Regions from separate parts of the Homo sapiens genome. Here region 2 is linked to region 1. Evidence: chromatin contacts called from ENCODE Hi-C or POLR2A ChIA-PET data. All regions are on one chromosome and are shown on one strand. The core of a region is the stretch at or near the end of the contact, and the rest is flanking DNA. Distances in the headings are between cores, read along the strand shown.

Region 1 (4,878 bases), core at 1,057-3,556:
TTTCTTATTTGCAGCTGAAAGAATTTGTCACTGATCCAATGGGTCTGGAGATAGGAGAGGCATTTTGGTGGGTTATACAGAGTTTTTCTTTGACTGTGGTATCTACATTTTTCAAAACGTATCATATGTGATAGGTAAATCCAAGGAAGTGGATGACTTCACTTAGGAAGAATGTAGAGAGTGAGAAGAGATACAGAGATAGAGCCCTTTGAAGTGTTCACTGACCCATCTAATGCAGAATCATTCCTCCTTATTGCTGGTGAAAAGAGCAGTTCAGACATCTCAGTGGCCTATAGAGACCTCCCTTGGGTTGAGTAGCCTCATGACTCAGATGTAAGAATAACTCTATAGACCATGGTTGCCCAGATATTTCTGTTTTGGGTGGATTCTGAATATAAAATTCCAGCAGCGCTATCTTTGCCTCTGTTTTCATTCTTTAAGGTACTAACTTTGACAAATAGCTGAAAAAAGTCTTGAGTGTGTAGTGTGTTCAACTTCTTTCCTTTCCTGGTGAAGATATCATATGTGGACACCTAGCAACCTGGATCCTGAAATAATGTGGAAAATGCCCCAGGGGCTGTTCTGTTCTTTCCTCTTTCTTATCCTCTGTCCTATGGCTTCATATTTGGAAACTCTAACTTTTCTGGGTTTAACTACATAAAGCCACAATAGAAGCAACAATAAAGGCATTCACTGGAACTTTCCTCCACCAGAATCTACCTTGAGATTTGAATTTTCTTGAAAGGGCATCTCCATTAGACTGTGGTTTTTCCTGATAACTTAAGCCATTCTAAGGGGTAAATACGGATGACCCCACGATCTGAGCTGACACACCTTGTGGGCCTCATGATTTGTAGTGTATGCAGTCATGGGTAGACATCAGATGTCCTCCACCTGACTGGCCAGTGATGTCCTCCAACACTCTCCCCTCAAAGATCCCAATCACAGGAGCTAAGCAGGAAGAGAACATTCAACTGTGGGTTGGTCTGAAAACTTAGGGATGTAGGCACTTGTTAGCCAGAGCCTTATCTATTTATAATTCAAATAAATTCCACCAGGGCAGAGACCATATTATATACATTTAATTTTACTCTCCCACTCTGCCATACTATATATTTAAAAATAATGATAATTACCAGAGATGGAGTTCTTACTTTAAGCCAGGTACCATGCTATGTGTTTTACCTGAGTTCCTCATTTAATCCTCATAAAACTGTATTAGATAGGTAGTACTATTTTCATCATTTTATAGATGATGAAACTGAGACTAAAGGAATTAAGTAGCTACCTGAATAGCAGAGTTTAAAAATAATCAAGCCAAGATCCAAGCCCAGCAGCTTAATCCTTACAATAAGAATTAAGGTAGATTACCCTTACCTTAGATCACCTCCCCTTAATCCTTGTTGTAAAGGTTAAAGATCTATGTAGAGCGACTGAAGCCAAGCACAAGAAACAGCTACTATCTTTATGTCATTGCTCCTTCTGAACAGATGCAAGTCATGTGATTTTCTTATACGATCACATGGGTGGGCTGTCTTCCATCTTGTGTGATGATGAGAAAGCTATGCAAAAATTTCTTTGTTAGGAAACGTAGGGGTTTTGTGACATGGTAACAACTAAAGGCTTGGTGAACAGGCAATATCTGAGGAACATGGCCCAGAGAAATAAAAGGTCCCACCCAGTAGTCAACCTCCTGGCCGGCTAAGTTATAAAGCTTTTCTGATAATATTTATTGGCGTCCCTTGGATAATTAAATTGAATCAATTAGGTGTTATTGTGAGCATTTTTTTCTTAATAAAGTTTATTTTTCCAGCATAAAAGTAATATAAAGCTTGGAAAATACAGCAAAATAAAAAGAGGAAAAATCAACATGATTTTACTGCCTAAAAAATCCCATTGACATTTTTGTCTTCTAAGAGAAATTTTGTGTTTTTTTTTTTATTTGTTTGCTTTGTTGATAGCTTGAGAGACCTTCAAATTCCCATGTACCTGAGTCATCAAAATTTCTAAATCTGGTCAGTTCTTAGCCCTAGAGTCCCAAGAGTGCCATAAGATAGATCCTGGCAGGGCAGTGGCCAGAGGGGCTGGTCTGAACAGGGTGACAGAAGCCCTGATATCTCAGGGAAAAGCACTCAGCGTAAGCCAGGGTCGACCTTGTCCAGAAGGAAGTTTTCCTGGGCTCAGTTCCCACCCTCGTGGTCACATCACCGTGACACAGCAGGAAGTGGCCTCCCCAGAGCCCAGGTCTCTCACAGGAAACTGTTGTCAGAGGCTTCCACATGGGCCAGCAGTCCCTGCACATTGGGTTAGCAGCAGCATTCCAATCCACAGGATTTGTTCACAGGCTGGAATGCTGGCCTCCGGGCTGGGCTATGGTGCTTCCTCTACTTGGTCCTGATGCTTGTGGTGATACCTTGTGGTGGTGCCATAAATCAGCTCTGCTCTGTGCTTTCCCCGAGAGATTCCCAAATGAATTGCCACCCAAGCAGGCAACGTGAGATACCTCCTTTCAGATGTCACGTACTAGATGGAAGTTTGTTCTTAGTAGAGGGGGTGAATAGCAATGTCAGGCTATGGTGTTGGAGTCTATTCAGTTTCCCACACTTGACCCACATGTCAGTCATGAGCTAAACCTCAGAGGCTGTCTCCTCAGTGTTAGTGGTTATTTTTCCTTGGCTAGAGGGAAGAGCAAAGGAATGGGAACCCAGAAGCTGTCACGTCAGCTGTAGGTTTGCACACCCAGTGCTTGATGTTAGGCAAACCACCTCATTTCTCGGGGTCCTCGGCTTCCTTAAAAGTTTATTCTCTTAATTGGACAATTTATTAGCTGACCTTCCTTGCAGCTACCAATCCAAGAGCAATTGGTGTTCACAATAATGATCCTTCAACACTACAAGACCCTAAGACACAAGTGAACACCCTATAATCTTAGGGCTGCATGTGTTTTATTTATTCAGACTTGTTAAAACCTGGTGATCCCTGTGCATCACTTATGGAGACTCTAGTAACCGGCGTGGTGAACAGCCACGATAGAACATGGAATGTTAAGCAAATTCCTCATTCTTTATTTTGAGGATGATGCCGTGAAATGTGTAGCAAGAAAACTAGCAGGGCTGAAACAATACACACAGGAACATGGGCTTGTCATGGGCACTCCTAGGAAGACGGCTGTAGGCATGGGACAAAGGCTTTAGGCTGTAGAACCCAATGCTATGTGAGGCTCTATCTTTTTGCCCCACAGACTTACACAACTTCTGTGGCTGAAGAAGGCTCTCACCAATTCACTTTTCTGTGAATTGTGCAGTCACTTTCCAGTTGTCCTGTCTCATGGCTTTCCCTTTAATGTCCTGCTTCCTCTGTCCAGTTGCATTTAGCCCATGCTAAATGCACTTCTCCACAGGGCACATGAAGATGTGTTACAATGAGGCCATGACTTAGCCACTGGGTGGGCTGTGGGTCAACCTAAAACTCAAACTACACATGAAGATAAATGTGATTTGGGAGACAGACATGTGTCTCAAAACCACTATGCCATAGACTCGGGCATGTTTTGGAGTGTGATGTTTCATTCTTACTGTGACAGAATTTTAAATGGGACTTTACCTGTGTTTTCTGAGTTACACCTGAGCGCCCAAGGTGACAACTCCACTTTCTAAAGAAACTTCCAGGCCATCCATATTGCTAAGAGGTGGTTCTACCATAGTTCTATGGTTCTTGTCCCACCTCTAGCCTATACATAAAAGAAGGCTAGAGCTTGATCAAGGATGCTGAGGAGTAAAGATTTCCTTGAAGTGACTTAACAGTGTCCTGAGTTTTCTTTTCCCTTCTCATGGGGTTTCAGGGAAAGTGCTTTCTTGCCCCTTCTTCAAGCCAATACAGAGATTCTGTTGCCCTGGTGCTGCTGGAAGGCCACAGCAGAGCAGGATGGAAGAGTCCCTTGGAATTTGTAGAGCAAATACACCAGTGCCTGAATTGCCTCCAGAAAATTCTAAAAGAGAGAAGGCCACTAGTGCCGTTTACTAGAGTCAAAAGTGAACAAGGCACTGAAGTTGGGCAAGCTACTCTTTCAACAGTGACTGAGCAAGGTTGCTTTCTCCTGGGGCTAGCACAGATACTGCAGAAGATGATTGGTCTTGAATTGTCTTGAGAGGATCCTTCCTATATGTCTGCCCAGCTGGGGCAAATTAACCCCAGCACAAACCACTTGGTGCAGGCAGTGGCTTGCCAGGAGACAGAGTTTGCCAGCCAGAGACTGCATGGCCCATGTCAGAAAAAAGATTGCAGTATCTGTGGTCCCCACCAGAGCACGGACTCAGAAGGACCTGCAATTGAGAACGAGAGGCACCATCTGGGCACCTTCCAGGCAGAGTGCACTCACATCTAATTCCAGCAGCTCCAGCCCATAACAAAACACTTTGCTCTTTTCCTTTAATTTTCCCCTCTTTTGATCCCAACCATGGAGGGAAAAGAAGCGATAGACAGAGAGCTAGAGGGGAGACAGAAAAAAACAGAAAGGAAAGTGAAGTCCTCCTCTATGCAGGTTGCCAAACTGAGATCAAGCCTGATGGGGCAGAAAGAAAAAATAATCGTTTGAAGTGGATAAGTTGAAGTTTTGGTTTAGTTTGGATTTAATCCCTGAAAATTAAGAACGTTCACACATGAAACTGATCTGAAAAGCACAACGATCTGCTAATGACATCATCCAGGGCAGGGGGATCTGACGGTCTATTTGATGGGTAGCAATGAAAGGAATGTAAAGTTTGCTTTCTGATTCAACCTCTTCAATAAGCTGGTCACATTACAATTTTGGACTCAGACTTCTGATTCTGGGAAGAGAATAAATGTATTTTCCTCCATTCCTCTTGCTTGGTCCAACTA
Region 2 (4,878 bases), core at 1,210-3,709, 71 kb before region 1:
AAATTATTGGATCATATAATAATTCTGAGATTACTTAGGAAAATCTGAGCACAGCTTTTTAATTCTTTGAGGAACCATCATATTGTTTTTTACAGTAGCTTGCAGTGTACATTCATACCAGCAACACACAAAAGTTTCCATTTCTCCACATCCTCGCAAACATTTGTTATTTTCTTTTCTTTCTTTTTTTTTAAATAATAGCCATCCTAATGTGTGTGAAGAGGTATCTCATTGTGGTGAGATAGGTACTGTTATCTGCACTTTTTCAGATGAGGAAACAAAAGTTTGGAAACTTGCCAAATGTTCTATGGCCAATTAAAGGCAGAATCAGGATTTAAACCAGAGCCCATCCTATCCTGCGCTGTGTTCTGAAGCACTACTGAGGCTGCCCATTAAAGAACTTGGGGAAAGTAGAGGGATGGATAGGTGGGGGTGTGAATGAAGATGGGGCTGTAAGAGTATGCAGGGGCCAAATCATAAAGACCTTTGTGTTTTTTTCCTAGAGAAAGTTTCAGTTCTTATAAATAGCTTGCAAGCATAAAATGTATATAGTAATTATATTAACCCAAGGATAAAGAAAAGGAAACATGAGATGAGTCCCTAAAAACTCCATTTCTCAGAAATGTAATCAGAATAGCTGTAGGTTAAGGCCTAATGTAAGAAATAACTTATTTTTCCATCAAAGCACAACTGAAAATAACCAAGAATAATATGATGTTGGCTTCACATTTTTCCATTTGTATTGAGCAAGGATATTTTGGGGCATCTTATGGAAAATATAACTTCAAGGGTTAAGAGAGCATTCATCAGGCATCTCAGCAAATTGTGAGCCAACATATGAGGAATCTGTGCATGTGCAAGGCTAAGTCCCCAGCACACAGTCCTGGCTGAGTGACCCAGAGGAAGGAAAGGCCATACTGTACAGTCTTGGGGTTCAGACTGTCCAGGCATGTTCAGAGAGTGAGCACTGAGGGGTGAGGGAGGAAAAAGGGATCTCTGCTTTTGAGGGGCTGAGGCAGAATCTTAGAGGATGGAACACATGGAAAGAAGATGCTGAGGTCCTGGAGCCCAAGGACAAGGAGGCTTCAGCAGAGTGAGGCTGCTCCTGAGAACAGCAAGGCTGTGTGCTCTCACACCGACCTCCAGCTGGCCACCCACTCCTGTCTCTGCCCACTCCCCCAGGGAATTTACCAGAGCCTGGAGGAGTGACCATGAGGAGGTCGTGCTTTATGGCCTAGTAATGGAGGGTAACCAGGTTGGGCAGGGGTCTGTTCACAAGTATAGCCCAGCAGTGGTGGTCAGAGACATGCCAGCAATGACACGGGAGACCAAGGATGGTCAAGCTAAGCAGTACAGAGGCCTGCGGTGCCCCAGGTGCTGACACACTGGTCCAGAAGGGGCAGTGGACATCACTGCCTATGAAAACCTGGGTTGAAAGTGGTACATTTTCCCCACCAGGGACACAGCTGCTTTGCGTTTAGGACCCTTACAGAGCTTGCCCTATATGTCTCTCCCTTTGGCCGGCTCTGATTTGTATTCTTTTCCTACAATAAAAGTGTAACTGTAAGTAGAACTCCTGAGTTCAGTGAGTTGTTCTAGCAAATTATCAGACCTGAGAGTGTAGTGGGAACCCCTTAATTTGAAACCAGCTGGTCAGAAGAGAGGGTGGTCTGGGGACCCCAGAGCCTGTGACTGGTGGACTGAGGAAGACCACTTCCTAGACCAGTATTGCTGCCAGCAATCTAGACCAGCACAGTGGCCTAACCTAATGTCCCTCACCAAGGTGGAAATGTTTGGCTGTAAGTGGAGAGAAGGAGTAGATGGGGGTAAAGAAATAAATAAACAGGTTATATAATGAGGGAAATCTAATATTACATTAATATATTGAGAAGACTGGAGCAAAAGGTGGTACTGTCTCAGGTTAGTTATTCCAGGTGCCTGAAAGGGTGAAGCCATGTACTGTGGAGACCACTCCTTTTTTTTGGAGCCTGATGAGGCTGAATGGAAGCCTGCAAACCTGAGTGGCCTTGTTCTGGGAGACATTTGGGTCATATGATATGATGATAGACTGGACTAATTATTAATGACTGAATGAAACTCTAGTAATGTGCTCATATCTAGACTCTTATTTTTCAGGTGACACCTACCATACTGCAATATGGTAGAACACCGGCATTGTTATGAAGATTCTGTTGGCTGATATTAATGGTCAAACGTATTGGGAAATCGAGTTAGGTATCCTATCCCTCCACCACACTGGCTCCTGCAAATCTTAGGCATATATAAGAACCATGTCCAAAGGCTAGGAGTGCCCTGTATAGAGCAGAATTAACTTTACCAGCCTCTGTCCAGTTCCTGGGAGGTAACTAAACCCTCGGAATTTCCTGGGTGATTGGAGTGTCTGCCCATCCCCTTGAGTCTGAGTCACTTGTTATGCTTCAGTGACTGGAATTTATCTTTATCTGGATCTAGACGTTTTTTTGAGTGGGGGCAGTGCTGAAGGTGAAACTCTTTTTATTTCAAACCAACAGGCCTATTGACTGATTAGGAGAGGAAGGAGTTGATGATTTGTTTTGGGTAGAAACAGGCACAGTGGATGTGCTCCTGTGGGTGGGTGGGTGCATGGGGTCAGAGGGCCTGGGAGAGGGTTGGCTGGGGGAGGGGGAAAGGGAGAGGGCCAGCACCACAGTCTTTGTCATGTAAGAGCCAGCATCACTGGCCCTCTATGGAGGGCAGGCTTCTCTCTACATTGTTCTAGGCACTGGATTTAGGGCATACCAGGGCCCCAAAGACTCAGGGCCCTATGGACATAACCAGACATCAAATCAAGGTTGAAGATGGTCAGAGCCCTTCCTCTTAGGGGTCTTCACCTCTTACTGAGGCCCAGGTGAGTTAAGGCCAAGAAGAAAGCAGAAAGGCAGAGGGTCTGTGAGATGGGTTCAAGCAAGAAGGGAGGGCAGAACTGGCGGCAGGGCCTCCAGGCTGTTCTGTGTCCCAGCTGGTTGAGGCCATCTCTCCAGTCCTGAAGCAGCACTGCCAAAACTAGTCCCATGAACTTGACATCTGTGGGTCTCAGTTTCTGAGTTTATACAAGGAGCAAGGTTGGTCTGTTTTGGCTCTAAGATTGTCCGATTTGATCTCATACAACTCTAGACACTCTGCCTTAAAAGTGGGGACCAGACTGAGCAGGTTGGGGCACAGGAGAACTTCCAATAAGCTGGAGGCGGGCTGGGGTGTCCTGTGGGCTTGTGGCCTCTGGACAGAGCCAGGAGCATCAGACTGGGCTGGGAACTAGGGGAACCCAATAACACATCTCCTGTGGGCTGAAGGCCCTTTGGTTTCTGGGCACCTGGGGAGAGGGGAGCTTATGGCTACTGATCTTAAAACCTCCAGAGAAACCACAGGGTAATTGAAGAAGCATGGGACATGTTTTGTAAGGAAGGAATAAAAGAATTTGAGAAGTTTTTAATCTCTGGAAAGAAAGAGACTTAGGGAGGACCTCAATGGGGTCTTTAAGCCCTGAAAGTGTAGAAACTGCTCCTCATCTGTCCCAGGGCAAAAATGAAAGGAAGTGGGCTAGCTTTGCTACTGGGGGCATTTGGGTCACCCATAGGAAGAGCTTAGATGCAAGGAAGAGGCAGTCGAGGAGAACTGATTGTGGGAGGTGAGGGTGTGGAAATAATTCTCAGAGAGCAGCACCTCTCTAATAATGACAATAATAGCAGCCATCACCGACTGCATCCAGGTCTGTCTTGTGCTATGCTGCTGAATTATATGCTACTCTCTTGGTCCATGAGCACCTACTAAGCTCCAGGAACTGTGCTAGACGCTGGGGCTATAATGATGAGCAAAACAGATCTATTTCCACAGTGCCCTGGGTGGGGTGGGGTAGGAGCTCAGCCTAATGGGTGAGTCAGAAATAAATTATGCATGTAAATGTGTGCGAGAATGTACAAACGCCATGAGAATGTGAAACAGGCGCATCTGATAGGCTTTGGGATGTTAGGAATACTCATTTGCTATATATTTGGTTTTCTTATTCCTGTTTCACTGAGGAGGAAATTGGGGCTCAGAGAGGTTAAGTCATTTGCCCAAGATTGCGTTAATGGGCAGAGGGAGCACTCAAAGATCTATCTGATCCCAGAGACTTTTCTGCCAACCACCTGACTCTAGAGACCCGGTTCAGAGGCTACACAAAGAATAAGATGGTCTGTTTTATCTTGGTGTGATTTGCAAGACTTCCAGTCTTGACACTACTTTTGCTGCCCTGTCTTGGAGCAAAGACCTGTAATCCCCCTCTCTGTGTTTCCTCAGACCATCAGCTCTCTCCCAGCCTGTCCCTTCTATACCTACGTGACCCTGCCAGGAGCACACAGCCCCTTCCCCAGGCCCTGCCAGGACCAGCACACCTGGGGGCAGCTCTTCAGATAAAGCTGGGAGCAGCATACCTGGGCAGCTCTCCAAGGGCCCAGTGTAGCCTTCAACCTTGCCGGTGCCAGGTCTGCTAAGGGCATGGCATGGCTTTGTGTGTAAGCGTTTGCACACATGTGTGTATAGCCCACCTAGAGTGCTTACTGAGATCTGTCATGAGAAAACATGTGAATGCTGATGTGCATACATGTAAAGGTGCACATATGTTCAAGCATTTTGTGGTCATCCACATTTGCGGCATGAGCCTGTGTTTGTGGGCAGGAGACTGAGCCCTCAGTCTGTGGGCCTGTGATGAGGGGGTACAGGCAGGAGACTTGGGAGCCCGTGGAAAGCAACACGAAGAGGGCAAATGGATCCTGAGGGGAGAGAAGACCCTATCTCTCTTAGGTGGGGCCTCAGGTTGTGCTTTGGGGTGTGCTGGGTGGGGTGGCTATGAAATGGAGAGCC

Evidence for each region. Hi-C counts contacts between places; a loop is a spot of excess contacts on that map. ChIA-PET counts read pairs that join two places held with the same protein, here RNA polymerase II (POLR2A). Pooled maps may share reads with other maps.
Region 2: a loop to region 1 is called in a map of PC-9, with 8 times the contacts of the local background. The contact joins two enhancer-like sites. A Hi-C loop is called at or near these places in 3 of 168 maps with a recorded cell type or tissue (GM12878, PC-9 and left cardiac atrium), 1 of 37 single-sample maps with no recorded cell type and 1 of 50 pooled maps. POLR2A ChIA-PET finds 5 or more read pairs at or near these places in 1 of 52 experiments (AG04450).

What each region holds. Positions count from the first base shown.
Region 1 is chr1:115,423,824-115,428,701 of GRCh38, reverse strand. No RefSeq gene overlaps it. Among named protein-coding and RNA genes, the nearest start is that of NGF, 88 kb to the right of the region's middle. Within about 2 kb of position 2,306, at least 11 of the 41 ENCODE cell types and tissues checked have a DNase peak (open chromatin) inside an H3K27ac peak, as active enhancers do; they include PC-9, where a contact is called at or near this core.
Region 2 is chr1:115,494,857-115,499,734 of GRCh38, reverse strand. No RefSeq gene overlaps it. Among named protein-coding and RNA genes, the nearest start is that of VANGL1, 140 kb to the left of the region's middle. Within about 2 kb of position 2,459, at least 3 of the 41 ENCODE cell types and tissues checked have a DNase peak (open chromatin) inside an H3K27ac peak, as active enhancers do; they include PC-9, where a contact is called at or near this core.